2 separate regions of the Homo sapiens genome follow, and region 2 is linked to region 1. A link is an interaction called in ENCODE POLR2A ChIA-PET data of the cell type or tissue named here. Cell type or tissue: PC-3. All regions are shown on one strand. Links, peaks and the distances in the headings refer to the core of each region. The heading gives the core; the rest is flanking DNA. Region 1 has its middle 120 kb from the start of LINC02521. Region 2 has its middle 29 kb from the start of LINC02521.

The links. ChIA-PET counts read pairs that join two places held together with the same protein. Peaks named below come from ENCODE experiments on the same cell type or tissue, not always from the same donor. Only the 100,000 strongest peaks of a DNase experiment are listed, where the experiment ranks them.
Region 2: POLR2A ChIA-PET joins it to region 1 with 5 read pairs; 2 of 35 experiments call an interaction of 5 or more read pairs at or near these places.

Annotation. Positions count from the first base shown.
Region 1 is chr6:2,509,996-2,525,562 of GRCh38, forward strand. No RefSeq gene overlaps it. Among named protein-coding and RNA genes, the nearest start is that of LINC02521, 120 kb to the right of the region's middle. In PC-3, for the core only: no CTCF peak of the experiment used is centred there; no DNase peak of the experiment used is centred there; H3K4me3 peaks cover 151 bases; H3K27ac peaks cover 1,907 bases.
Region 2 is chr6:2,597,786-2,613,352 of GRCh38, forward strand. No RefSeq gene overlaps it. Among named protein-coding and RNA genes, the nearest start is that of LINC02521, 29 kb to the right of the region's middle. In PC-3, for the core only: no CTCF peak of the experiment used is centred there; no DNase peak of the experiment used is centred there.

The DNA of each region.
Region 1 (15,567 bases), core at 4,430-12,429:
AAACAATATCAGAATGACGTGGTAATGCTGAATCATAAGATGCTGAAAGACCTTTATCTGAAGTGTCCTACAGACCAATGTTAAGTGAAATCATCCTTTCTAAAAGTTTAGCAGATTACAGGTTTTCATATGCCATGGGCAGGAAGCCAGCAGTTTCTGGGAACATGAGAAAGGTAGGGATTTGTATCTCCTCTATGTTTTCATGGAGTATGAATTCATTCTGCTCAAATTATTTTATTGAAACCTCATCTAAGAACCTGGGGCTAGAGAGTCGCGGCGATGCCTGCAGAGTCACTTGGCCGTCCTCGTTTCCTGCATCTTCGTGACTCCCGGCCATCAGTGCAGATGGGGCTCCCCGCCACTGTCCCCAAGATATCCCGGGGCTCAGCATTTCATGTAGTTATTTCCGGACCCCAGGCATTCGGAGGCCCATATGGCTTTGGCTACCAGGCAGAGCCGTCGACTGGGAATGCAGGGAGGTGGTTAGAAGCTGGGATGAAGAACGACCTGCGTTCCTCGTGTATACTCACACGCACAGTTAATGTAACCCTAGGGCTAGCACTTTGGCAACAATTTCCCTTGTTCTCTCTACAGCCCCTCCCAGCCTGCTGTATCATGCTCTCTGCAACAGCTTCTCTTCATTTCAAGCCTACTCTGTGTGTTTATTTTAATCAGATTCAGCACAAAACTGTTAAAGAGGGGTCGGGAGCTGTGGCTCACACCTGTAATCCCAGCACTTTGGGAGGCCGAGGCGGGTGGATCACAAGGTCAGGAGATCCAGACCATCCTGGCTAACATGGTGAAACCCCATCTCTACTAAAAAATACAAAAAATTAGCCGGGCGTGTTGGCACGCGCCTATAGTCCCAGCTACTTGGGAGGCTGAGGCAGGAGAATGGCCTGAACCCGGGAGGTGGAGCTTGCAGTGAGCCGAGATCGCGCCACTGCACTCCAGCCTGGGCGACAGAGCAAGACTCTGTCTCAAAAATAAAAAAAAATGTTAAAGAGGGTAGAGGAGGAAAAGGAAGACACACTGGTTTGCTTCTAACACCCCCCGTCCCCGCAAACACACAGACACACACTCGGGCTTCATGATCCCCTGTTTGTTTAGTTCTGTGGCGTTCCTCCTTTCCTCCTTCCTGTTCAAATCTTTCAGCCCAATAAATTGCACAAATTAATGTGAATTAACATAAAACTTTTTCGAGAGCTGATGCAAGAACCCTGAATATCAGTTAGGCATGCATTTCGCTAAATGTAACCGAAAACCCAAGGATGTTTAAATAATAAGAGATGTATTTGTGTCAGGTAACAAGACATCTCAGTGTAACTGGAACACGGTTGATATCCAGGCTCCATCTGGCTTCCTGCTCTGCCACCCTTGGATTGTGGGTTTTTATCCTCATTGTTGCAAAGTGACTGCCTTACTTCCAGGCACTGTGTCTGTATTCCAGGCAGGCATAAGGAGGCAAAGGAAGGCAAAGGGAGAAGAGGCGGAAAAAGGGCAGAAGGGGAAGCCTGCTGATTCTCTCCTCTTTAAAAAGCTTTCTGGGATGCTCAGCTGTAATAAATCTACTCACTTATCATCGCTCAGAACTGGCTCTCATATCTGCCCTTTGCTACACACAAATTCTCCAGCTTCTGTATTGGAAGAAGGGGTGACGCATGGCTTTTGCATAGTTTTGTGAGGACTCTGAGCACTGTATAACAAAATCCAGAGGAAACACATATCTTGACTCCATGAAAGTGGCCTTGAGGCAGGTTTAAATGAAGAGTCAGGATCCGCTACGCGTGGGGTGGCCCCATGTCCAGTTTGTCTGAGATGCTCCCAGCCGAAGCCTGGGTTCCCGGCCTAATTGCTAATAAGTACCGCCTGCCTTTTACTTTCCCGCAACGTGTTATTATGAGAAATTTCATGTTATCATGAAAAAAGTTGAGACGATTTTATGGGAATAGCTGTATATTATCTACTAGATTCTACCATTAACTATTTACTACTCAGATCACTCCCTTCATCAGACCGCCTTATATTCTTTGGGTGCATTGTGGAGTAAATTACAGACATCACTATACTTATCCTTAATTACGTCATTAATCAGAGTTCTATATTCATTTACAGTTTTTTCTTTTGAAGGAAAATTAACATAAAATGAAATGTATGCCCTAAGTGTATATTGGCAGAATGTTGACAAATGGGTAACAAATCCTTACCAAGGCATGAAGCATCACCGCCACCCTAGAATGTTCCCTTATGGCCTCTTCTGACTGGAGAGGCCTCCTCCTCTGTCTCCCTCCACCCAGATGATCCAATGTTCTGATTTTTTTTTTCAATATATATTATTTTGCCTGTTTTAGAACATCTGTTAAATGAAGTCACACCGTAGGCACCCTTTTGGGTAAGGCTTATTTTACTCTGCATAATATATATTTTTTAATTTCTGTGGGTACATAGTAGGTGCATATATCTGTGGGATACATGTTGTGATGCAGGCATGCAACGCATAGTAATCATATCATGGAGAATGGTGTATCCATCCCCTCCAGTATTTATCCTTTGTGTTATCTGCATAATATTTTTGAAAATCATCATCCATGTTGTTGTGTATTTCATTGCAGAAACTTTTTTTTTCATTCTTTCTGTAAGAACCAAACAAACTCCAGTTTCTAGTTAAGTCAAAATTGGTTATTTTCAAAGGTGGTTTTTAAACACTCTCTGTAGGGAGCAAAGATCTTTAAAATTATCAGAGAAATGCGGCTCCCTGCTATGGCAAAGAACATAAACTCCTGGAAGTAAAGAAATGTTTGGGTCTTTATTTTACAGAAAGGAATGTGAAGTTGGAACTTCTAAATGGCCGATTTTAAATTTAATGTCTCTCTAAGAGATATAAATTAGCAGCAGCAAAATATTATGGCCCTTTAGATGCTTCGGTCCATGAATTGTAAATTAAAGTTGGTTTAGCCATTTGGTGGGGCTTAACCATACTAGAAAGAGCCATTAAATATTTTATGGTATGTAAATGTACTTGCAACCATGAGCAGCGTTCCTGCCCCCTGACACATTTTTGTTAGAGTGAGAAAGGGAACAACGGAGAATGCACATAAAAATATTCCCAGTTAACAGAAGTTGAAATGAATTAGAGACATAAAGAACACACATGTTTGCACTTAGACGTGGTATATGGCTAATTTTTTCATGAAGAGTGCCTTATTACTTTTGCTCTAAGCGGTATTCAAAACGCTCGACATTTGACAAGGGGAATTTCCCTTCCCTTCTCTCCTTTCCCTACAGTATATATTAAACTAATTGCTTTATTTTAACAAGGGGGACCCTGTTTCCCTAACCATCCTCTGGACCCCCAGCCTGACCTTCACCTCCACGGATCTTTGCTGGGAGATAATTGCACCACCAATGTGATTTAGTACACTTTGGCTCTGTGCATCCAGTCTTCTCTGTCTTAGCAACATTTTTAACTCTCAAAGGGTCAGGTTCCCATCCTCTATAATTCTTGGACAGTCACATAAAACTTAAATTTGGCCCAGAGTTTCCTTATCATTTATAATTTCCATAATACTCTCAGAGTCACAAAACCATCTAGTGTTTCAGGGATGAACGATTTGTTGATTTTCTTGAATAAAAATTCTCTGAAGAGTAAGGTAAGGAACGCCAATAGGCTTAAAACTGTCACGGGAAATTGTAAATAAAACTCATGCCATAAGCCACAGTGCCTTCTTTCAGGCCTACCTTTAGGAACACACATCGCTTCAACTGCTCCTCAGAAATTTCTCATGGTTGAAGTAAACACACAAGACAGCTTGGCAATGGGGTGAGCGATTGGCCCTCCCGTCATGGATGGAGGGAGAGATGGAGACCGCACAGGCCTCAGTATCCCCATCCTTCGGGATTCAGGTTCCCCTTCCCTGAGGAGTTCTCCCTGACAGAGCCGCTCCGAATTCCTCCGGCAGCACGCAGGTCCACACAGTCAGTGTAACCCGTGTGCTTCCTTCCCACTTCCCTTTTGCTCCTGGGGTTTTTGGTGGTTTGCTCTGTCTCTCCAATTCTTCGTAGTCCTTGAACACAGAAACCACATACTATTCTTTATGTTTTCGTATCACATTGTGTTTATACTTATTTCAATGTGTCTTGTAGACTTACCCTGTTTTTGTTTGTTTGTTTTTAGATGGAGTCTCGCTCTGTCACCCAGGCTGGAATGCAGTGATGGGATCTCGGCTCACTGCAACCTCCGCCTCCCGGGTTCAAGTGATTCCCCTGCCTCAGCCTCCTGAGTAGCTGGGACTACAGGCGCACACCACCATGCCCAGCTATTTTTTTTCTATATTTTTAGTAGAGACGGGGTTGTGCCATGTTGGCCAGGCTGGTTTAGAACTCCTGACCTCAGGTGATCCACCTGCCTCGGCCCCCAAAAGTGCTGGGATTACAGTTGTGAGTCATTGTGCCCGGCTTTTCCTTGTTATTTGAGTCTCTGGGTTTTGTAAAATGCAGACAGTTGTGGGCAATTAGATCAAATGATCATTAAGGTATCTCCAGCTCCCGAATTCACTCTGTAATTTTACTATTATTTAAGGGAAATTTCAGCATATAATTGCAATCTAACAACAGCCCTCACTCGTTTCAGTGGGCAAATATCAACGTTCATTCTCGTCCCCCAGTGGACTGCCCTCGGATCGTTCATTCATCGGGAAACTCTACTCCCAGATTTGCAAACCTGAGGGTTAGGCTTGTCTCTGAATTTAACATGGAATAAGACCATAGATTGCCTGGGCCCAGATTTCTGTTCTGCCACCTCCTTTCTCATTGAGCATGTTACTTACTCTCACTGTACTTCAGTTTCTGCGTTTGCAAAATGAGAATCATAATAATCCTACCTCACAGGATTCGTATGAAAAGTAAATGAATTAATATTTACAAAGTTCTTAGCATGTGGTGGATACGACATAAGAGTTTGTTAAAAAATAACTCAGGGCTTCTACTAGCAGGCGAGGAAGCCACTTGTATTTCTCACACTTAGGTGTGCAGGGGCCATGAGTAAAGCACAGAAGGCAAGGCACGCTGCGGGAGAATTCAGAGGGCGTCCGTGTGGGAGCTGTCTAAACGGTGTGACTTTTGGATCTTCTGCCTTTCGAAATTCTTTCCCCTTGGCTCACTGAGGCCTGAAATTCCACAGTCACACCCTCCCATGCCTTTGATGTCTGCCAGACAAGGACTTTGTCCTCCACGAGAATACCCTGCAACAGGGAGAGCACACGCGAAGCTTCTCTGGACATTTTTGTTTCCTCAGTACGTTTATCAGATTCTTCCTGAGAGGAGAGATTCCATTGGGTGGATTTGGAAAATGAAAACAAAGCAAGAGAATGTTGGGTGCCTGCCTAGTATGTGGAAGATAAGAAGGAAAAAGAAAGATGGGGACCTTGCCAGGGGTGGCCACACCCTGGGAACAGGTGTAATGGAGAGCTGGCCTTTCTTGCACAGCGTTGGCGTCAGGCAGGGCAGTCCGAGCCCCACCTCAGCCACTATGAGGTGGGCGTTCTGCAAGTCTGATCCTCAGGTTCCCACCCGCAAAGACGCAGGTGGTCACCTGGCCCCATAAGGTTGTAGCAGGAATTGTCTTCAGTTATTTGAAATGCTTGGTGGTGTCTCCACCAAGCAAGCTCTCAGTAAGTAAATATGTATAACCTTACTCCGTTCAGGCTTTTAGATAATCTGTTAAAAAATAACTTGAATATTGTTATATTCAAGTTTGCCCTTTGACTCTCAGAAGGCAAATGGCATTTAGAAAATCAAGGAAGCTTTCAAACAGTTACGTATTTCAGAACCCAGAGTTCTCAGTGGAGTTTCTTAAACGAAAACAAACAAACAATGCTAAATCAGTCACCGCAGATATTTCCAAAGAAAATTGTTTATAGCTCGCAAGTTTGCTTTAAGTAGTTGCCTGGCTAACAGAATATCTAAACTCATACTAGTTAGCAACATAGACAATTATGATTCTCTGGTTGTCAGATGCTAGAGGACCCTATTAAGAAACTGGAAATAATGATGAATTTTTCTATCCGTGGCATTAGCCATTCAGATATGGTGAGTGAAAAACAAATTAAGGAATGTATAAATATGAGGCTTTCAAAACAAGTGGCATAATATTTCATTTATTCACTTTCTACCTAGCTTTTACTTCTTAAAGGAGAATCTTGCTCTCTGGGATAGGCATAAACAAAGAACTTTTGAAATTTACTCTTTTGTAACGCATTGCGCTGAGTCAGTGATTTTATTCATAGCGTTATCTCCAGGCAGCCTCAGGTAAGGAACTCTAAGGACTCTGCTTCTGAAAACCAGACCCCACCCTGACCCCGCTGCTTCCCAGCTAAAGCATCTGGGATAAGTTACTTTGCCTCTCTAGGTCTCGGTTAGGTCTTGGTTGTCTTGTCTGTAAAGGGGGAATAAAATGATCCTCCCCACAGCGTTATTGTGAGGCTATATAAGATGTAAGCATTTTAAATCTGTGAAATGCTATAGAGTAGTTATCACTGCCGCTAATTGGTTGTCTCCTTTTAGGCAAGGACCAAGTCCGAGCCAGGCTCCTTTATAGTCCCATGGCTAAATGCCATGGTCCCGAAGAGTACAGCACACATGGATCATGAGGATGAGAGTGAAACAGAAATGAACCTGAAGCTCTGTGCAAAGATGCCTTCAACTCTTTGCTATTCTGGGATTCAGAAAGAGGGGGTGGCACGCCGGGGCAGGAGGTGTATGGGGAGGGAGGGGCATAGCTCTTTGAGGCTGGCCAGTGGCGACACCAGAGACTCAGCTCCCTCCCAGGTAACTGAATAGCAGAAGACCAGATTGCGTGGGGCTCAAGTAGAAGACAGGATTTCCAAACACCTCAGGATCTCTTCTGATCAACCCTGCACGAGATGCAGGGGGTGCCCTCACACCCCCTCCAGGTTACTGTGAATCCTGTCTGTACTGCAAATCTTCGCCTTCCTTTAGTTCTTTGGGAATCCTTCCGGCATCCTCAGCTAGCATCTCTTGCCATGAGCATGGTGAGCCAGCAAGCATGGCTAACACATGGCAGGAAGGAGAAGGAGGAGAGGCACTGTCAACTAGCACCATAACCCCTAGGACAACTAGTTCATTTCAGATAAGCCAGTGGCATATCATTCTTGCTAATGTCAACCCATTTTATTATTGGAATTTGGGGAGACGAGATGAATTTCCTGCACTGGCTGGACACAGGAGGCTGTGTGCTCTGCTGTGCTGTTTTCCAAGATTGCCCCCTTACCACTTGCTCTTCGGGGCCTGCTGTTTGCTGAGGCTTGTTGTTCTCAACTGTCTTTCATCACATATTGTAGCTTCTTGTCTCAGTCCTGCAGTGAGTTGGAGATGGTTTTGCTGAAGATCTTGGAGTTATCCCTCCAGCTGTGGGCCATGATTTCCAACCCAATTCCTTTTGTTATTTTTCATCTTTGAATAACCTCCAACCACAAATCCCCATTTCTATCTGTGGCCAGTTAGCGTAGTTGATGGCAACCCAGTGGCAACAAATGTATAGGTTGGCATGGCTTCAATTTCTGAGCAAGTCAGTTATGCCATGTTTGGGCAGAGTGTCTCTAAAATGTCCAGCCATCGAATCATCCAGCAATCCAGCAAGTGCTGGTGTTGGCCACAGGGGTAAAGGATGAATATTTGGTGGGATCTGTATAAATCCACCACCAGCACTGGAAAAGTGCTTTCTGGAGGAAGTCCTGCTGATGTGTACGTTTATTGACATTTTATGGTCAGTGCAGCAGGCCAGTGCTCATAAGGGGCTAGCCTCCCTTCCTGGCCCCTCACTCTGCCCCCGCCTCCTGCAGGAAGAGGTCATCTTTTCCCGCATTTGCTCTTGACTCTGTCCCTGCAAACTCGACTCATCCTATTTACAGTTAATTGTTTATAGATTTGTTTTCTTCTACTAGATTAGAGGCAACATTTTTCTGTAAAGGGCCAGATACTACTTTAGGCTTCGTGGGCCACACGGTGTCTGTATCAACTACCCACCTCTGCAGTCGTAGCACAAACTCCCAAAGGTCAATATGTAAACAAATGGGTGTGGTCGTGTTCCAACAAAAGTTTATTTATGGACACTAACATTTACATTTTATATAATTTTTACATGCCATGATCTAGAAGCAAATAATCCAACCTTATATTTGCCTAATTCTTTACAGTTGAATAAATACTTTCATCAACGTCATTTTATTTTCATTCCTATGCCTGATAACCACAGGGAATACAAAGATCCTATTTTATGGATGATGGAATTTATGGATGGAATTTATGGAATTTATGGATGATGGAATTTATCCTAAGAGAGCATTTTGGCTTTTCTAAACCTATCATTCCAACACTGATTTTCAATGGTGTCCAAACAATCCCCCCACAGAAAATGCCTGGCTAGTCTTTTTTTTTTTCTTTTAAAATTTTTATTTACTTTTGGAGATGTTGTGGGTAGTTTTGGTGAGCTAATAATGAATCCGTTCTCTATAACACACTTCAGCTTCTCAGTGACTGTACTTCACACCTGCCAAGACAGTAAAGTCTATCAATCCTTGTGAACATAAAGTAGGAGTGAACTCTGGAAATGCCATCAGTGGTTTAATCTCGGAAGAAAGGACATGCCCTCCATGGGGGACAGTTGAGCCTCAGGGGCAGGCGGCAACTGTGTTGGCTATTGTTTATTGGCCACTCAGCCCGGATCTGTTCTCTACCCTTCTCAGCATGTTCTGTGTCCTGGGAGGTTGGTGTCCAGTTGGGTTTGATCAATGGGCAACATCAGTGGAATACCAGAGGATGAGAGGGAACAGAGACTGAATGCTTCACCTGCCTGCCTGGGGTCTGCAGTGGCTGTGTCTTCCATGGGGGGCACTCCCCTCCCTGCCCTAGGTCTACCATACCCCTGTTCTTCATCTGGAATACTCTTTTGCCTTTCCTGGGTCTGCATGACTCTAACCTCCATGGAAGCACTGCCCTTCCTTTCCTGGGTCTGCGACGGTTGTGCTGTTTGTTTTCATACTAACTTTAGAAATCAACTTATCTAGTAAAAACTATCTTGTTGGTTTTTTATTGGGATTATGGTAAATTTATAGATTAATTTAGGGAAATACCTTTTTTGTGTTTGTCCAAGTCTTTATTTCTGTCCTTCAGTAGCATTTAGGAATTGCATGTTTTTATTCATTATATGCTTTTTTTTTTATTACTTTCACAAATGGGGTCTTTTCTTTCATTTTTTTTTTTTAAGAGACAGTATCTCACTATGTTGCCCTGGTTGGAGTACAGAGGCTATTCACAGACAAAATCAAGATGCACTGCAGCCTCAAACTCCTGGCCTCAAGCAATCCTCCCACCTCAGCCTCCTGAGTAGCTGGGACTACAGGCATGTGTAAATTTGCCCAGCTCTTTCATCATATTTAAAAAATTCCACCAGTGGTATAATGTCTGTTTATCATAGAAGTTTTCTACTCAAAAATGTTGTTGTATTCTATTATTGGTTACAATGATTTTAGATTGAGTCTATTCGGTAAAATTATAATAATTTTACCTTCTGTTTTCCAATTTTGTGTTTTTATTTCTTTCTCTTATCTAATTGAAATTTTAGTACCTGCAGAACAATTTTAAATCATAGTGATGATAAAGGACATCTTTTATTTGTTTCTGAATTTAAAGAGAATCTTCTTACCAAATAAACTTTTTCTAAATTATTAAGTATTTTAAAAATCAAGAATAGATTTTGGATGTTGAGTTTTACCAATACTTTTCATTATCTATGAAGATTGTATCATATTTTTTCCTTTAACATTTCAGTAGGTACATTATATCAACAGATTTCCTAATATTGAACCATCCTTGAATTCTTGGGATAAAGCACTTGGTGTGGCATATTACTCTTTCAGTATTTTTCTGGATTCTATTTACTTATTGAGGTAAAAGTTGGTCTGTCCAAGACTGAGCTCCTGAAATGTGGCTGCCAGAAAGAGAGCTGGTCTTTCAAGCTACGTGGAAACTGGCTACAGTGCAGTGTTTAAGCATCATTTCTGGTCAATTGCAAAGCCTGGATCCCAGCTCCTGAATGTGCCAGGGTAGGAGCTGGTATTTCCCTAAACATGAATGCTGAGATGATAAATCCTGCCATTACATTGCTTCTTTATTAACTATAGCTGCAAAGTTTGAACCCCAAGGTTTGCAAGGAATCAATCCCTCTCTCACCAGAGGCAGAGAGTACAATGCTTCTCTGCAGACTCCATGAGCCATGGGCTGGTATGCTACAGCAGAAACCAAGGTCCTATAGCATCATGTTGGTATTGCATTTTATTGCATTTTAGCACTGATTACACCAGGCAAGGGCCAATCCCTCTCTAGTAATGCAGTACAAAAGCCCCTCAACCCGAGAGTCAGGATCCTTCTCCCCTAGTCTCATAGACGGCTCTACCAGGTTGCCTGTTGTGCTTCAGACAGCATGGATAACAAGGCACTACACATTTGCCCAAGGATGTTGAGTGTTCCCTGTTCATGCTGCTCCTCTTGGTCTGCTCTTATCTGCACTATTTTGTGTGTGTTTTCTCCATGGGTCTTCACAAATGAAATTGGCCTGTATTTTTCTTTTATGCAATAATTTGTGGGAGGTTTTGTTATCAATGTTATGCTACTTGCATAGAAAGAATATGAATGCTCTGAAACAAATTAAATAGCACTAGAGTGACCTAATCCTTAAGGCTTGATAGGAATCTGTGGAAAATGTCCAGATTTGATGCATTTTGGGGAGCAGATCTTCATTAATTTTAATTCTTCTGTGTTAATTGGTCTGAGTAGATTTTTCTGCTTAGGGATCAATTTTGATAATTAATATGCATTTATTTGTATAACATTTTGACATTAGTCTCTTATAATTTTAAGTTTGTACTCTATTTGCATTATTCTTTCTAAATTTTTGTGTTTGTATTTCTCTCCTTATTCATGCTAATGTTTTTTGATATGAGTTTTACTGAAAGCAACAGCTGAGTTTATTTATGGGTACTACTGATTTTCTTTTTAAAAATTGTTTCATTTCTGTTTTTATCCATAGAAATTACTTCTTTCTGGCCGGGCATGGTGGCTCATGCCTATAATCTCAGCACTTTGGGGGGCTGAGGCGGGTGGATCACCTGAGGTCAGGAGTTCGAGACCAGCCTGACCAACATGGAGAAACCCCGTCTCTACTAAAAATACAAAATTAGCTGGGCCTGGTGGCACATGCCTGTAATCCCAGCTACTACGGAGGCTGAGACAGGAGAATCACTTGAACCCGGGAGGCAGAGGTTGTGGTGAGCCAAGATCGCACCATTGCACTCCAACCTGGGCAACAAGAGCAAAACTCCGTCTCAAAGAAAAAAAAGAAATTACTTCTTTCTGTTTTCCTTACATTCATTCTGTTATTTTTCCTCAAGCTCCTAAAATGCAGGCTTAATGTACTTGCCTTCCATATTTTATTTTTAACAATATGAACATCTAAAGCTACTGTTTTTCTCTGAACGCTGCTTTACTGGCACCCCATAGGCTTATATATATATTGTTCTAATTATCATTATTTTCTAAATATTCTGCAATTTTGATGTTGATTTTGATTTTTCATTGACAGAAGAATTAAAAAAGAGTTTTCAAAATATTTTAGTGGTGGTTTTACTTTATTTATTTATTTTTTGGGATGGAGTCTCGCTCTGTCACCCAGGCTGGAGTGCAGTGGCATGATCTCGGCTCACTCCAGCCTCTGCCTCCCAGGTTCAAGTGATTCTTCTGCCTCAGCCTCCCAAGTAGCTGGAATTGCAGGCATGTGCCACCACGTCTGGCTAATTTTTGTATTTTTAGTAAAGACACGGTTTCACCATGTTGGTCAGGCTGGTCTTGAACTCCTGACCTCAGGCGATCCACCCACCTCGGCCTCCCAAAGTACTGGGATTACAGGTGTGAGCTGCTGCACCCGGCCCTGTTTATTTGTTCTCTAGTTTCTAATTTTATTATTGACTTCTTATTTTATTGAATTATGATAAAAATGTTTGTACATTTTAACTTAAAAACAATTGATGTTTTCTCTCTGCCTGACTTAGTCCATTTTTATGACTATTACTGGATCATTTGGGAAAAGGATTCGTTCATTCTCTAATTTGAGAGTATAGCATCTGACATATAGCAATTAGATCCGTTTCATTACTGGTTTAGGTCTTGTTTTTTTACATTGTATGTGTGCACATGTGCTTGATCTAACATGAACTGAGTTTCCTATTGTCGGTGAATTTCTGCATATTTCTTCTTGCATTTCCTGTGGGTTTTACTCCATCAGTGTTGGTGCTGTGCTGTACGGCGCAAATTCATAACAATTATATCACTATTGGGGATTGCAAACTCCAGCATTTTAAAGTGTGTGTCTTTGTGAATTCTATGATCCTACCACTTAAAGCACATGTGTTTGAGGGCATATTTTTATAGCACAGCTGTTCTGAAAACACAAACCAACCAAGGCCAAGGAAAGACAAGAGCCTGATTCTTTTAAATTTATGATGATAACACTAAAATTCCTTCTACAAAGCGAGCTTCCCGGCCTCAGAAAATGGCTTCAGTTCAAGTAGTAGGATCTTTCACAAAAAAATTCTCTGTCTACACATATTTGAACCTTTCTGACCAACAGCAACAACAAAAAACATAACACAACAATGTAAAGAGCACATTACTCATGACTAATCATCTAACCACAGAGGGAACTTCACTTCCTTCCTTCTTCACCACGTCCCCTTTTCCTCCCCAACCTCGCCCCCCTCTACCTTCTCTCTTGCTGTCTCCTGACGTGTATCCCTTGAATAAATGTGCTTTTTCCAAAGAAGATCGCTCCTGGCTCCTGCTCTCTCGCAGCTACTGACCAGTTGAACTCAGGGCGCTGGGTCCACTGGTGATTATGTGTGGGCTCCCACAGGTGACAAAAAGCCCATCTGGACTGCAGGGTCTTTAAACCCCAACGCTTCACACGTTCAACTTCTCACCCTTGAGAGTCTGTCACTTAGAGTTTTATTTTTCTACTCCCACTCTGTGCCACTCTATCCTGTAGACTCATTTTACAAAAGCAGCAAAATCTAAGTCTGACAGGTAATCCCATCTCTCCAGATTAGATGAGCTGGAAGCAACTTCTTGGCCCTGACATGTTGTGCAGAGGCACACAGCCAACCTTTGAAAGAACAAATGGGGGAAATTTGGAAATAGAGAAAGAGTGATGTCTCATGACTGTTACTATGATTTAGATTAACACATCTTTGGCCTGGGCCCCGGAAGTTGGATTTTCTTACAAGGTGGACATGTATCAACACAGAGCCTGCAGAACACGTAACTGTACAAGGCATACAGTGACCAGGAAGGGCAAAGACTCGCTAGTAGGCAACACTTTATCCTAGGGCACATAAGTATCAGAGAAAGAGGACAGAGCAGTCCTGGAGTCTTTCAAGTTGGGTCAGATCACCATAGATTTTGAACAAAATTAGTATCTTGGAGTTTATGATGACTGGGTTATGAATGCACCTATTAGGAAAATAGCCTATAATTTTTAGAAACCAGAAGCAATTGACGATTATGGATGTTTTAGTATTTTATTATGAGATATTACCTATTGGAATTTTTTGTTTGGGGAATTTTAGCAAGATATTAAATCAAGAATAGATAAACATCCAGATTATTGGAAAACCTTGGTGATGTAATTTCAGGGTCACTTTGCTACGTTAACTCATGGAGCATCATCACAGTACTACCAGAAGCAGGGAGCTGGGCAAGGTCCTGCTTGTTTACTTGCCTAAGCATAATGGCTGAATTTTGGAAATGATGAACAAGTAAGCTTGAAATCAATCCCCAGTGACCTTCGAAAACATATCACTAAATTAATATTCACCAGTAGATATCACGCATGAAAGAACAGACACATCATTTCTGTTTCTGATGGGGTTGCAATGACAAACTTATAGATGGGAACAAAGAGCTAGCCCTTCACCTCAGAATTGCTGCAAAAACATCAAAACATTCTCATTTGATAGCTGTCAAAGACCAAGCTAAATGAAGATATAGACAGGTGGTTTCAAAGTTTGTTAAATATCTTTGCTAAATAATATTAGCAATGGCCCTTGTCAACTGGAAGAGATGCCCTAACCCACCACCTAACTGCCTGCCAAAAATGGGGAACCAACAGTGTAAACAGATTAAAAGTGCAGGTTCTGGAATGTGATGACCTGGATTTTGAACCACATGCTTTCTGCTTTGGCCTTGAAATGTTATTTTACTCCTTCCTCCTGCAGTGCCCTCTGCTGACAGAGCTGAGCATTGTGTCAGGAGAATATCAACAGGGACCAGCTCCAGCATTGCAAGACAGGCAAAGAAGAGTGTGTTTGGAGCCAAAGTGACACCTGCCACAAGCTGGGCACTGCTGTCTATAGGACCTCATACTCCACTGTAAGGACTTTTACAAGAGCAAGAGGGCTTCGAGCAGAAGAATGACACAACCTTATTCATACTTTCAGCAGGATGATTCTGGTTCCCGAGCTGAGAATGGACCAGAGGAAGGCAAGGTGGAAGCTGGTGAGGAGGCTGTTGTGTTAATATTGCAATAAGAATTTAGCAGGCTGTTTAGCATTTATGTAATAAAGATATTCCTATGGGACTGTTACGATATCTTACCTAACCATCACTGCTAACTCTAAGTCTAAATAAGAAATAAGTATTTTTTAAAGAACATTAAAAAAATCAATCACCACAAAATACATGCCGACTTTCATAGTAGGTGATTATGATTATATTGCAATATAAACTCAAAGTAAACCAAATCAAACAGACATTTGGTGTTTTGATTTTTTTGGCAAAGTGATTTCTTAACATCTCTATTTTGAAAATTATTGAATCTTTTTGATTAGTAATACATTCACATCGTTTTCAAAATAAAACAAAGATATGCAAAAGTATTCAGTAAAAAGTCTTTCTTCTGCCTTTATCCACTATGTGTCCTGTTCCCATAAAACTTTTGTTTGCCAGTGGTTTGGATAAAGAAAATGTGGTACAGGCCGGGTGTGGTGGCTCATGCCTGTAATCCCAGCACTTTGGGAGGCTAAGGCAGGCAGATCACTTAAGGTCAGGAGTTTGAGACCAGCCTGGCCGACATGGTGAAACCCCAACTCTTCTGAAAACACAAAAATTAGCTGGACATGGTGGCAGATGCCTGTAATCCCAGCTACTAGGAAGGCTGAGGCACAAGAATCAATTGAACCTGGGATGCAGAGATTGCGGTGAGCCAAGATTGAGCCACTACACTCCAGTCTGGGCGATAGAGCAAGACTCAATCTCAAGAAAAAAAAAAAAGAAAGAAAATATGGTACATGCACACCATGGAATGCTATGCAGCCATAAAAAAGAATGAGATCATGTACTTTGCAGTATCATGGAAGCAGTGGAGGCCATATCCTAAGCAAATTAATGCAGAAACAGAAAACCAAATATAGCATATCCTCACTTATATGTGGGAGCTAAACG
Region 2 (15,567 bases), core at 4,247-12,246, 88 kb after region 1:
TCAAAAAAAAAAAAAAAAAAAAAAAAATTCAAGACAGCAACAGCAGAGCATTAAATCCAGTGAGGGTCCCTTCAGGGACCCTGTGCGGCTGCACAGATTCTTTGCCCATGATGCCAGCCTGCATAGGTCATGTTTTCATGAGACAAGTATTAAACCATTAATTACACACACAACTGTTTTATTGCAACTGTGAGAAGTGTTATGTTGGAGAGATGCAGGCTCCATGTAAGCCAGTGAGAGAGTTACACCCTTATGGGTGGGAGGGGTTGTGGGAGAGAGAGGGATTAGGGGCCACGGAGACCACAGCCCCTCACCCCAATTCCTCATCACCTGACCTGCCTGCCTGACAATTGGCAAGCAGTGTTTTTTTATTTGAGACCACTCAGTCTCTCCAGTCAAAGAAAATGGACCACAGACATATGGCTTCCTCTAGATGCTATACCGCACTTCCTCCACGTAGAAACAGCTCCGGGGGAAAAAAATCATTAAAAGAAAAAAAAATGCTGTTAAAATAAAGTGAATGGAAACATAAGGAGGTCCTTTACTGCTTTAAGAAAATAAAGCCAGATCCAAAATATTCTGAGACACACATTAGAGAATTAGAGGGGATCAAAAAGTCCACACAAGGGCCAGTTATACGTCAGGTTCGGAGACTGATTTAATTCTACACTTAGAGCAAGGAGACCACAGTTCTATTCTCAGTACTCTCTTCTAATTCTGAGAAAGTCACTTCACCTTTCTGTTCTTTGTCTGAATATGAACAAAAAAAAGTGGGTCTGTCATTTTGGATTTCATGAGCATTATAATATTAGGATGATTCTTTGAGGACGCTTTGAACTAACTCTTGTGGAAGCACAAACACTGTATTTATTCAAAGAGAAGGCAACCTAAGTTTAGTGTCCACTGCCCAGCCACACACAGCCACAGGTTGTGTGTGTGTGTGTGTGTGTGTGTGTGTGTGTGTGTGTGTGTGCGCGCGCTGGGGGTCACCGGACCTTCCTCAGTGCCCATGCGCTCCCTTTGGGCAGGGCCTATCTGAGCCAAGTGCTGGGGAGAGGAGCTAGCTTTTGGTGGCCTCTGTGTCTGAAGGCCTCGTCCATGGGTAGGATTGGTCCTGACATTTATTTTTGTTTTCTCTTAAGTGGAAATATTTTAAGCCATTCTTTTGTCCTGGTGATCATTTTTACTTGTCTTACAGACCTGGGCAGCCACACAGGCACACAGCAGCAATGGTGGCATGGGTGACATGACCGCAACAGGAGTGGCGCCGTGTGTGGCTGACTGCAGGGCCCCCTGCAGGTGGGCCTGCCCCTCACTGCTCCTGCCCTGTGTCCAACGCCAGCACTGTTCAACCTCCCCACGCTCATGGTCACACCCATCTCTTCTGTGTGTGGTGCATGAGGCAACAAAGTCATGGGAGATTGGGGAGAACTATGAAAAGGAAGGTTCTTTGATGGTTCAGTGACACAAAATAACTTTGCAGGGTTGAGAGGATCACAGTTCCATGTTAGTCAGAAAGGGTGGGAATAAGCTTCCGGGAGACTGAACTCACTAATATCATAAGCAAAAGTGTGTGCACATACAATGGATGGGTGTATGGGTTTCTTCTGAGGACAGAGTATTTAATATTTACCAAATTTTACCCCAGAAATGCCCAAACACTTCTTCTGCAGCATCTCTATTGAGTGGCCTTGCAAACAAGAAATAATTGCCTCTTGTGGGGCCTCCTACATTAGTCAGGGTGTTCTGGAGAAGCAGAACGGATAGGATTGCTTGCTCTCTCTCTCTCTCTCTCTCTGTGTCTAATCTATCTATCCATTGAGAAAGAAATTTTATTTTAAGGAATTGGCTCACACAGTTGTGGGGCCCTGCAAGTCTGAAGTTTGTCAGGCAGGCAGGCTGGCAATTCAGTTAGGAGATTGATGTTGCAGCGGTCAGACTGAATTCCTTCCAGAAACCTCAGCCTTTCCTCCTAAGTCCTTCAGCTGATTGGATAATGCCCACCCACATCATGGAGGGTCATCTGCTTTCCTCAGTCTACTGATTCAAATCTTAATCACGTCTAACAGATGCCTTCACAGCAACATTTAGACTGGTATTGACCAAACAACTGGGTACTACGGCCTGGCCGAGTTGACACATGTAATTCACCATTGTACTACCCCATCTTGGGAAAGCTCTAGATGTCCTTAACTGCAATGAATAATTCCTATAATGACACCACCAGTTGACAGTTGGAAATGCTCTTTAATTAGCTCATGGTTCTCATGCTTACCCAAGGTCATGGCGTCCTTTCTTATATGGCCACATCCCAGCAAAGTCAGCAGTCACTTCTGGTGAATGATTTGATGAGCACGAAAAGGCAACATCCACCCCAACTCCCCCCAAAATATTTCTCCTTTTCTCTTCCAGAAACCTTAACATACTACATCACTCACTTTGGGGGTTAAATTGTGAACCGCAGAAGTCTAAGCTGGTGGACATTGCTCCGGCAACGTGAGGGAGTAGGTGAAGCTGATTTTTTCAGAGCCAGTGGTAGTCATTGGTGCTGTTGCTCTCACTTCCAGTGCAGAGCAGGTTTGTGCCTCACCCTCTGTGAGTTAACTATGGCCACAGGCCTGCTTTGGCAATGGAGGTGAGGATGTGGTGTGTGTTGCTTCTGGGCAGAAGCTGTGAGTGTCAGGCCACTATTCTTTACATCCTGTCCATGGCCAATGATAACTGTAGGAGCCTCGTCTGCCTGGGACCCTGGGGGACTTTGATGAGCACAGCCTGTCTGTAATCCAGATAAGACATGGAGCGTGAGTGAGAAATTGTGCTTGTTACTGCAGCATACCCTGGGCCAACCTGGCTACACCAAGCTGTGTGTGGCTTTCACAGCATACACCTCCCCATCTTCATTGTGAGCAATCGAGACACAGGGCTGAGCTACTAGAACCCTCTGGCTCCTTAGGTTTCTCAGCACCACAGGGTTGCATCTCACTGAGGCCTGGAGAGATGTCTTACCTTCTTCCCTCATTCTTCTTCATGTTAGCCATGTCCTCTATTGCTTTGGTCTGAAGGTTTGCATCCCCCAGGATTCACCTGTTGAAATCCTAGCCTCCCAGGTGATAGTCTTAGAAGGTGGGGCCTTTAGGAGGTGATTAGAGAGGAGCCCTCATGATGGAATTAGTGCCCTTACCAAGAGAACCCAGAGAGCTCTTTATCTCTCTTTCTGCCTTTGAGGATACAACAAGAAGATGGCCATCTGCAAACTAGAAAGAGGGCCCTCGCCAGGTACAGGATCTGTCAGCACCTCGATCTTGGACTTCCCAGCCTCTAGCACTGTGAGAAATAAATTCCTGTTGTCTATAAGCCACTCATTCTATGGTGATTTGTTACAGCAACCTGAACAGACTGAGATGTCTATGAACACAGAGGCAGAAATAAGCCTTCACATTTTGAAAATTATATTATGAAAAAGAATTATGTATAACTCTGTGGTAATAAAATGGGAAATTGAAATGCAATTGAATTGAGAAGAAAGAAATATAGAAAATTAGAACAGACCAATACCATGGAAGAAATTGAGAAAAGATGTCAAATAAATTGCTTCAAAAAGTTCTATAAACCACTTTTTTTATGCGCAAGTTCTTTTAAGCTTTTAGGGAATAATAATAATGAATAATTTAAAAACATGTAGAAATAGGAAAGTCACATCAGGTAATTTTACTGGCAGAAGGAGCAAAAAAGAAAAGAATCTATAAGTAAATCTAAACTTTGAATATCAATGCATAAACTCACGCTTAAGTAGGGTTTATTCTAGAACTTAAGGCTGATTAATGGCAGCAAATCAATCTGTGTCTCTGATCAAAGCAGATGAACACAGGATGCCCCCATTAAGGGTCTTAGCAGATAGACTGTAGGCATTTGGTAAAAGTCAACATCCTTTCAGAATGAAAACTTTCAGAAAGCCAAAACTGGATACTTCTTTAATATGATAAAGAATATTTCAAACCAACAGCCAACATCATACTTGATGGTGTCAGTTAGAGCCAATTCTATCAAAGTTAAGAAGAGGAGGCTCATGCTGACCACTCCTATTTACTGTTGTCAAGAAGCAACAGGGTGAAGACAGAGGAGTAAATATTGGTGAAGTGACAGAAAATTGTCCTCAGGGATAAGGAAATTCAGAGCTATTCACAGATACTAACAAATGAGTCGAACATTGCCTAAAATATTTTAGGACAATTAGCTCTTGTAATGAGGCATCTAGCAGCAGAGAGTTATGAAAAAGAAATATGTTGAAAATGTTAAACAGAACTGCAAAATGTTCACAATAGCTTTAAAAATGTGAACTGTCTACAAATTAAACTTATTTTAAGAGGAATATAGAAGGTATTTATTTAGAAAAAAGCCTTAAAAACTTTATTTTATGTTATTTTATGAGACTGAGTCTCACTTTGTCACCCAGGCTGGAGTGCAGCGGCGCGATCTCGGCTCACTGCAACCTCCACCTCCCAGGTTCAAGTGATTCTCCTGCCTCAGCCTCCTGAGTAGCTGGGATTACAGGCATCCACCACTGTGCCCGGGCAATTGTTGTATTTTTAGTAGAGACAGGGTTTCACCATGTTGGTCAGGCTGGTCTCGAACTCCTGACCTCAGGTGATCTGCCCACCTTGGCCTCCCAAAGTGCTGAGATTACAGACGTGAGCCACTGTGCCTGGCCAAGAACTTTATTAAGATTAAAAAAAAAAAAAGGCAATAAAATGGAAAGGCAGATCATGTTGCTGAGTGAGAAGATATAGTACATCCATGTAAATTATCCTCAAATGGAACGTAAAGTGTTAATGCAATCTCCATCACAACCCCAATATTTTCTTTAACTTTAAAAAGTGATTACAAATTTAAACTTGAGGAATAATTTGGGAGGAATAACTAAGAAAAATTAATAACAATACCTGAAAATGATGATGAGTGTATTTTTATTATTACATATTAATGTGTATTTTGCTACATAGTTAAAACAGGTTTCTGTTAATGTAAAAAGAGACAGAGCAGATTTAGAAAGATCATTCAAAAATCCAGAAACAGGCACAAGTGCATATCATTATTTAATATAAGATAACTTTGGCGCTTCGTATAAACAAGGAAAGGAAAGATTATTAAATGTACCAGGAAACCTACTTACCTATCTGGAAAAAATTAAGCTTTTTACCTTACTCCAAATATCAAAATAAATTCCAGATGGATTAAAGAGATAAAGTGTTAAAAATGAGACCTTACAAGTAGTAGAAGAAATTTAGCTAAATATTTATATAATTTGGGTGTTTGAACGGCCCTTTCTAAAAACAACATTGAAGTCGGGGATTGTAAACTAAATTACCAGTATCTCTGACTGCATGTGATAAATTCCATAAATCTCCTGAGCAAAATGAAATGTCACTTCACAAAGCAGAAAAATACCTGCCATATGTATTCCAGATACAGAACCAGCGTCCTTAAATATAAAGAGCTATTGCAAGCAGTATGTAAAAGACAGATTCTTTGGCCAACAATTCACTTCCTGAAGTTCATCCCAAGGAAATAAGCCCGGAGGTGGTCACCACAGAGCTTGCCCTTTTAAACTCCCTGTAGAGTTGATCGGAGAATCCACCTTTCCCAGGAGAGAGCTTCAGCAAGACCAGAGTGAGGGGGAGTCAGGGGTGCTGATGATGGTCTACTGGAAAGGATCTTTTGGGGGCAACATTGTACACCTCCGGTTGCTGGAGAAAAGGGGACACTGGGGAACTAAAAGAAGGCATCATGTAAATGGGGTGTCATGCTTGGAGGGATGTCAGAATCTAAGGACAAAGACTCCCACTTTGGGGGCCCAATAAAAAATGGCAACACTCAGCCAGAGTGGCATAAAAGGCTGCAAAGAATCCTTGAAACAACCTTATGACTTATGAGTAGTTAGTGTCACCTCTTTTGTTTTTGTTTTTATTTATTTGTTTATTTTTGAGACGGAGTCTCACTCTGTTGCCCAGGCTAGAGTGCAGTGGCATGATCTCGGCTCACTGCAACCTGTGCCTCCTGGCTTCCAGTGATTCTCCCACATCAGCCTGGCGCTAAGCCAGGCCCTGGGAATGCAGCAGTGAACCAGGGAACATAGACCCGTCCGCTAGGAGCTCTCAGATGTTCACCAATGAGCACCACAATAATGGTATAATTACGCCTGTGGCACCTGCCGTGAAGGGAATTCCGGGGAGCCACATGGGCATGTGGCAGGGGTCCCAAGTGCATTCAGTTAGCTCCCACCAGGGTGATACATTTATTCAAGGACACAGATTGGGCTGGACACGGTGGCTCACGCCTGTAATCCCAGCACTTTGGGAGGCAGAGGCAGGCGGATCACGAGGTCAGGAGATGGAGACCATCCTGGCTAACACCGTGAAACCCCGTCTCTACTAAAAATACAAAAAATTAGCCGGGCGTGGTGGGGGGCGCCTGTAGTCCCAGCTACTCTGGAGGCTGAGGCAGGAGAATGGTGTGAACCCAGGAGGCGGAGCTTGCAGTGAGCCGAGATCGCACCACTGCGCTCCAGCCTGGGCAACAGAGCGAGACTCTGTCTCAAAAAAAAAAAAAAAAAAATTACACAGATTGCCCTCATATCACCTGCTGTTTTATGTAGCTGGCCCAATTGGGACCAATAATTCTGATTTCTCCATCTTGTCTCTCTAGAAGGAAGTCCCTTCCCATAGCCAGCCACTGCCATGCATGTGGAGTGACGGCAGAGGCCCATGTGGCCTGTGTGCACTGTGATGTTCTCTGCATCAACATGGACAGAACGTGTGGGAAAAGTAAGAAAAAGAATGCAATGTACACCATAATGCCCTTTATGTAAATTAAAGCACATACACATACAAAACAGCCCAATATGTTATGTAAAAAAATCCATGATTATTTGGTTATTTGAGGACTTGTATAAAACACCTTACACTGGGTCTGGGGGTAGAAGCAGGGGGATAGCCAGGAAATCAGGGGTAAAAGGGAAAACAATACAGCAGGAGAGGAGCCTTGAACAGATTATACTGATAAATGCAATTGATTAAATCTGTCTGTGAGGTCCCCAAAGTAAACAGAAGCAAGAAATCATTTGGCAAAGCAAATAGCCTCTTGTACTGTACAGAGGGTGATCTTTAAATGCTGGCCCTAAGCTTAAGGCAGAGAAGTTTCATGATGGGAAACCAGGTCAGGAAAGATAGAAGCAGAATGGAGGAGAAAAGAAAGAAAGAAAGAGAAGAAGAAAGAAAGAAGGAAGGAAGGAAGGAGGGAGGGAAGGAGAGGCAAAGAGAAAGAGAGAGACACAAAGAGAAGAGAGAAGAAAGGAAGAAAGAAGAAAGAAAGAAAGGAAGAAAGAAAGAAAGAAAGAAAGAAAGAAAGAAAGAAAGAAAGAAAGAAAGAAAGAAAAGAAAAGAAGAAAATACACAGAGAGGCAGAGAAACAGTAGGAAAGAGGGAAGGAGGAAGGAAGGAAGGAGGGAAGGAATGAAGGAAGGGAGGGAGGGAGGGAAGGAGGGAAGGGAAGGGAAGGGAAGGAAGGAAGGGAAGGAAGGAAGATGACCAACCTAAGTGAACTCTGGGAACAACGGTGAATGTTTGTGTTTATATAAACATGTTACTTTAAGATGGTTGACTCCTTACAGACAAAGGCCATATTTTCATCACTTCCTATAAAACCTCTCTACAATACCCAACAAAGTGAGAGGTCCTTGGTGTTCCCAAAGCATTTAAGAGATAACAACAGTAATGTCCATGTGAGATCCTCGCGCTGGTGTGTGGTTTCTGAAGTGCATCCTGCAATGTGAAATGGTAGCTGCTATTCGGTGTTGATAACCTCAGTTCACTGTGGATCCCATCCGACAACGCGTGAAGTCAAGAAAAGCCAACTGTGACCCCACTGAGGGGGAAGCATCTAGTCTCTGCTTCCTGAACAGACTGTTCCAAAAACGGGGCTGTTGTTTCAGTTACTTACAGTAATAAAACCACCGCGACCCCATATCCATCTTTCCACATTCCCCACCTCCCATCCTACCCAAGGTCATGAATATCAAACTTGGAAAGGAAAAGAATGAAGGACGTCTCCCCCAGCAATTAAAATTAAGTCCTTTTTCTTGCCTCCAACTAAAATCTTGGACGTGATGGCAGTTGCATTTAGCGGGATCCCAAATGCTGCTTTTATATGCCAGCATTCCATTCGGGGGGCTGATTTGTAGGTTTAAAAATATGCAATGTATGAAAGAGAGGCTCATTTATTTATTTCCTCCCTTGACTGACCTTGGGCCTTGATTTATCTCAAAACCAAGAGAATTTTCCTCTTGGTAAAGGAGGACTAATTCTTTCAGTGAGTCCTTGATAGTTTCTGCCATCAAAAACAAACCATAAGCTGAATGTACAGAAATGCCCTGCATTTAAGAAAGATGACATGGGGAGTAGTAAAAGCAGGAGGAAGAGAAGTGTGAGAAGAAAAAGAAGCAGGGAAAATCAGGGGGAAAGTGATGTTGAACAAATCATGCACATTTCAAGATTTTTAAAAAAGCAATGCGTTTGGGGATGGATAGCTGTCACCCTTGCCACCTTGGAGGAAAGTTTTGCTGGCTAACTGGCTATTGTCAAGCAGGCCGGGCTGGTGGCCTCGGCGGGCTGGCTGACCTTCCCCTGACTCCAAGAGGAAAGAAATAGTGAGGCTCTGTGTCCTGCGAGTCGGGCCTTCCTGTGACCTGAGTGCAACGTCTCAGCCCCTCTCCGACAACCCTCCAGCAAAGCTTGCTGGAGCTCTTGGTTTATTTTTTCAGGTGAGTGAACGCCGTATCAAATACTGGTTTCTCAGTTGCTTTTAATTAGGCTTCTGGGTTCCACTCTTTCATCTCGCCTGAAATCTGCATCACTTTTCTCCAGCTATTTCAGGTTCTAAAGCCACGGGTTTGCTTTCATTCAGCTAATTGAAGGCACACAGGAAAGGAGAAGGGGGATAATCCCAATCATTGGACATTTTTTAGGGCTGTGATAAACCACACATTTTTTAGCAACAGAAAACCACTTTCAAAACGTTAACTCTGCGGCCTCTGCTCAGGGGCTGGAGGGCCTACCCCTGAGGCTTCAAGGTTCATGTCATGTGGGATTCTCTGAGACTCCTCGATGCAGGTAGAGAGCAGGAGGGCAGGTGAGATGCCGTGATGTGACGGAACAGGCCCCATCACTGTCCCTTTCTGGTGTCGAGCTACTGGGAACATCGCTGTTGAACTGTGTATCTGCAAAGCTCTGGGGTGGAGGCCCAGCCACACACAACATCGGAGAACAGAGCTGATGCTGATGTCCCCTGAAGTGTCAGCCAGCAGCCAGGTGCTTGCTTAATCCCAGAAAGGGCAGTATATATTTTTCAGTAAAATTTTATTAAATCCTAATAGCAGATCTTTTTTTGTGGAGCAAAAAACTCTTGAAAACTATATTCATGAGGTATGTATAATTTGTTGGTTTTACCAAGGCTTTTTAGTAAACAAGCTTTAGATCTTGCCAGAGTATTCAAAATAGGTTTATGTAGAGCAAATATTTAAATTTATCTGTTATTCTATTTTTATAATTAATGAATAGGATTATAGGCATTTAATAAAACTTCTACAAAATAGAGCAGGGTGGGGGGGTGAATCCTACTTATTTGCTACCAAAAGAATCAAAATAACATTTATATTTATATCTCAATATATGGTTCTTCAAGTCATTTCAGGAGATGAAACAGTATGTGTTACCAACGGCTTTTAATTATAAAAACAAAGTGTTTAAATGGATCCAACACAGTCAGTTGGCAATACATCTAAATTCCATGTTATAGTGGCCTTTGTAAGGCAACAAATGGGGAAAGTACTTGTTAATTCATACAACGTCAAAGAATACCTGATACCTAAATAGCTCCCACAGTCAATTGAAAAAAGACCAACTATTGGGAAAATGACACTTTCCAGACAAGATCACAGAAGTTTAGATAGGTGAGAAGATACTCAGCCTCACTCATGATAATTAAAATGCAAATTAAACTATACTGAGATTTCATTTTCCAACTCCCAGGTTGTTTAAAAAAAAAAAACAAACCTAACAGGTTAATATGCTGGTGGCAATGGAGTAGAGGAAAGACATTTATTAAAAGCTGAAGGGCCCAGCACTTTGGGAGGCCAAGGCGGGCTCATGATGAGGTCAAGAGATCGAGACTATCCTATCTAACATGGTGAAATCCCACCTCTACTAAAAATACAAAAATTAGCTGAGCGTGGTGGTGCACACCTGTAGTCCCAGCTACTTGGGAAGCTGAGACAGGAGAATCGCTTGAACCCGGGAGGTGGAGGTTGCAGTGAGCCGAGATCATGCCACTGCACTCCAGCCTGGCAACAGAATGAAACTCCATCTCAAAAAAAAAAAAAAAAAAAAAAAGCTGATGGGAACATATATTGGTTTCAATTTCTATGGGAATTTGGCAATACCTACTAAAATTATAAATGCAAATGCCCTTTGACCCAAACTTCTTTTTCCAAAAATTTATTCGACAAATACATTCACCTAGAGGAAAAGTTCCTCTATGTCCCCACTTTCCATACTGTGCTCTTTGGAAGGAAGTCATTATCTGCAGCCCACATTTATGGGGTGGGGAGTTAATACTCCCCATCCTTGAGGGCAGAGTATCTACAGAAATTATTTGAAATTTTCTGCACAGAACATTTGTCTCTTTTCTTCAATTCATTTATTTTTTCAATCATTTGTTGATATCCGTATGAGTTCGTGGTTATTTATTTTATACTTTGAGTTATCATCCAAAGCTACTTTATTTACTTAGCTGAGTTTTTGATTAAACGGAATGATTGTTTTGGCATCCAGTAAAAATTGGCTTAGAACCCAGAGCTCATCACACAGCTCTGTGACCTAGTAGTCTCTTTGTATGTGCTCATGGAGTACCCATGTCTCTAGTCGTTTATTGGTTTGTCAAGGGTGTACCATGTGCCCTTTACTGTGCTAGGGGTACAGCAGTGAATGGAAGAGACTGCCTGCCTGCCTGCCCATGGGAATTATCAACCTAATGTCTGACTGATTTACTGTATATGTAGCATGGCACTAGAAAATCTGGGGCAACAGCAGGGGCAATATTATTCCTTTGGAATGATAGTAGTCATCTGGGCAGGCTAGAGGGACACCCAGACTCACACAAGACTAGAGAGAAAATAGGCGTAGAATAAATATAAGCCAAAACACCAACACCTGTCTGGTGTGCTGAAGGATGAGGTGAATCAAAGACAGATTTCTTGAGATGGCATGGAATAGACGCTCTTATAAAAGTTTTGTTAAAAGGAACTAGGCAATCATTGGAAGGATGGGGTCAGATGTAGATTTTCCTATGCAGCATTTAAAAAAATAGAACAGACAGACTATCCATAAAACGCAGGAAGAGGAGGAGGCCATAGGAGACTGAGGCTGTAGCTGAGAGGTCACCCATAGAGCAGACACTTCCAGCCACAGGAGGGGCAGAGGGTTTAGTTTTGGAGAGAGGATGAATGTGGAGAAAAGTAAAACACTCAACATTCAATGTAAAAGGGAATATGTATTGTTAGGCTCTCTGAGAGGCGAAATAGACCATGAATTCTTAACAGCTTCTTGTGTGTTGGAAAGACCTATGAAAAGTTTCATTAAGTTTTGGGGAAAAGCAGGTAGGGTAACTCCATAAATCTAATGTCGAGCTGCTGTGGTGTTTCTTTGAATGGTGAAAGATACATTTTTTCCCTTTAGTTTGCCAAATTTTACTGCCCACACTCTTACCATTGCTGCCGGGAGATCTGATATGTTGAACTCTTAATATGATGAATACATGTCTGAGGATTGAAAGAAAAGCAGTGGCATTAAAAATGTCAGAATAACAGCAGTGTAGTTTCAGTGTTCTCCATGAGCCGTCACTCCTAACAATGGGTTCTTGCTTGTCAAACCTCATATGTTGCTTTGTAGAAGCAAATACACTGACTGGGATCTGCCTTGAGAAAAGAAAACAAAAAACAAGGTTGAACGTTGGGCGTTTTCGTTTTCAGTCTGAGCTTTGAAGGTAAATTTCGTCCTTGATTGTTTTGTTATTTTCTTTGGGCTCAAACTCTTGGGCTCCATCTTTCTTTGGCCAAGTCCAGGTTTCTTGGGTTCTTTCCATTTTCTCCAGGATTATCCACACATGTGCTTCCTTTCCCACTGTTTCTACTAAACAGATACTGGACGTAGAATTACAAAGTTACATAGTCTTCTTTAAGACTTTAATTTTTTAAAGCAGTTTTAGGGCCATGGCAAAATAGAGAGGAAGGTGACGAGATTTCCAATATACCCTCTGCACAGCCTCCCAGTGATCAACACCCTCACCAGAGTGGCATACATGTCACAGTCAATGAACCCACCCATATTCACACATCATCACCACCCAGAGTCCATCGTTCACATTAGGTTCACTCTTGGTATTTGGACCAATGTATAATGATATCATCCACTATTACGGTATCATACAGAGTAGTCGCACTGCTCTAAAAATCCTCTGTGCTCCACCTATTCATCCCTCCCTCCCCCTAACTCCTGGCAACCACTGATATTTTTACTGTCTTCATAGTTTTGCCTTTTCCAGAATGACACATAGTTAGAGTCACAGTATGGAGCCTTCTCAGATTGGCTTCTTTTAACTAGCAGCATGTACTTAAGGCTCCTCTATGTCTTTTCATGGCTTATTAGCTCATTTCTCTTTAGTGTGAATAATATTCCATTGTCTGGATGTACCACAGTTTATTTATCCATTCACCCACTAAAGAACATCTTGGTTGATTCCAAGTTTGAGCAATTATGAATAAAGCTGCCATAAATATCTGTGTGCAGGTTTTTGTGTGGACATAAGTTTTTAACTCCTTTGGGTAAATACCAAGTAGCATGATTACTGGATTATATAATAAGGGTATGTTAGTTTTGTAAGAAACTGCCAAACTGTCTCCTAATGTGGTCGTACTGTTTTGCGTTCCCACCAGCAATGAATGAGGGTTCCTGTTGCTCCACATTCTCACCATTTGATGTTGGCCATTCTAACGGCTGTGTGCTGGTATTTCATAGTTTTAATTTGCATTTCCCTGATGACTGTGATGTGGGGCATCTTTCCATACAGTTATTTGCCATCTGTATACCTTCTTTGGTGAGGGATCTGCTAGGTCTCTTGGCTCATTTTCTAATTGAGTTGTTTTCTTATTGTTGAGTTTTAAGAGTCTTTGTCTATTTTGGATACCAGTCCTTTCTCAGATGTGTCTTTTGCAAGTATGTTCTCACAGTCTGTGGCATGTCTTCTCATTCCCTTGATAACTTTTTCACTTACAGCTTTGCAAATGTTAGTAAATGACCATAATAGGGCTCTGGAGCAACACAAGCAATGTCCTCTCATGAGGCTCCAGGTGGCAGTGATTGCTCTGAATCCCAGCATTGCTGCTGCAGCCTGGCCAGCAAGTGATTCATCACTGTCAATGTTTTCATATCTTAACTTCCTTCTGAGGAGTGTCTCAGAGTCTGGTAAATGGTACCAAGAAATCTCCACCCTCAGTCCAGCTGGCTTCGTGTGGACCAGCTGAGTGGTGTGGGGGACTAGGAAACTGGATTTCTACCCAGTTGTCATTCTGTGTCCAACGTATTGGTAGGAAATAGGCATCAACTCAAGAAACCAAATCCCCCTAAACTAACATCAATTAGTTTGAGATCAGCTCTCTCCCCTTCTCCAAGTGTTATAGGTACATTTACAGTTTTAGTTCTGGATTTTGTAAACTGCATTCTCCTGATCATAGCGGACAAGTTCCTGTGCCACTTACTGATATGTGATGACAATCATGATTAAGAAGAATAATAGTGACAATTTACATTTCTATGCACATTAGACATACAAAGTGGCTTCACATGTTTCCTCATCTAGTGATTGTGGGACCTTCTTTACAAGCTTTGTCTTTGTAATGATCGTAGTTAACATTTATGGAGCCCTCATTGTGTTCCAAATTCTGTTCCATGACTTTTATTTGGACTAATTCATTTAACCCTTATAATAACCTCTGGCAGGGACTGTTACTATTCCCATTTTACAGATGAGAAGACCAAAGCATGACACCTTGCCCAGAGGTTGTTTGTTTGTTTGTTTTGAGACAGGGTCTTACTCTGTCGCCCAGGCTGGAGTGCAGTGGCGTGAGCAGGGCTCACAGCTCACAGCAGCCTTGGAGTCTTGGGCTCAAGCAATCTTCCCGACTCAGCCTCCCAAGTAGCTAGGAATACAGGTATGTACCATCACACCCAGCCAATTTTTAAATTTTTTGTACAGACAAGGTCTCTCTATGTTGCCCAGGCTGGCCTTGAACTCCTGGCCTCAAGCAATCCTCCCACTTCAGCCTCCTAAAGTGCTGGGATTACAGGCGTGAGCCACTGTGCCTAGCCCTGCCCAGAGCTGAACATACCCAAGGCTGTCCGGTTTCAGTGCCTACACCCATATCTGCTCTGCTACCCTGCTTGGGTTCAAATCTCGACTTGCCACTTACTCTCTGCATGAGCTTGGACTACTTATCTAACCTTTTTTATCTCAGCCCCTTCATTTAAAAATAAGGATAATAATAATATCAGTTACATAGGGATTTGATTGAATGGCATACTTTTTGTGAAGTTTCTGCTATGTGCTAAGTAGTGTTAGGTATTATTTTCATCCTGGACCATGTATTCTTCTGATAAACATTGAGCACACGTTCTCTGCCCGGTGGTAGGCTTACACTGAGGGTCCCAGGGTATATGAGTCTCCTACTGATGCTATAACAAATTGCCTGAAGCTTGGTGGCTTAAAACAACACAAGTCTGATTTATAATCCTTTGGGTATATACCCAGTAATGGGATTGCTGGGTCAAATCTTATTTCTAGTTCTAGATCCTTGAGAAATCTCCACACTAGACTGGATGAAGAAAATGTGGCACATATACACCATGGAATCCTATGCAGCCATAAAAAGGGTGAGTTTATGTCCTTTGCAGAGACATGGATGAAGCTGGAAACCATCATTCTCAGCAAACTAACACAGGAACAGAAAACCAAACACCGCATGTTCTCTCATAAGTGGGAGTTGAACAATGAGAACACATGGACACAGGGAGGGGAACATCACACACTGGGGCCTGTCGGGAGATGGGGGGCTAGGGGAAGGATAGCATTAGGAGAAATACCTAATGTAGATGATGGGTTGATGGGTGCAGCAAACCACCATGGCATATGTATAACTATGTACCAAACCTGCAAGTTCTGCACATGTACCCCAGAACTTAAAGTATAATAAAAATACATATATATATGTACATAAAGAAAAAAAAACATGAGTCTGTTGTGTGAGAGTGGAGGTCAGAGTCTGAACTGGGTTCCACTATACTAAAGTCAAAGCATCAGCAAGATGATTTTCCTTCTGGAGGCTCCAGGTGAGGATCCATTTCACTGTCTTTTCCAGCATCTAAAGGCCACCTGAGTTCTTCAGCTTGTGGTCCATTTCCTCCA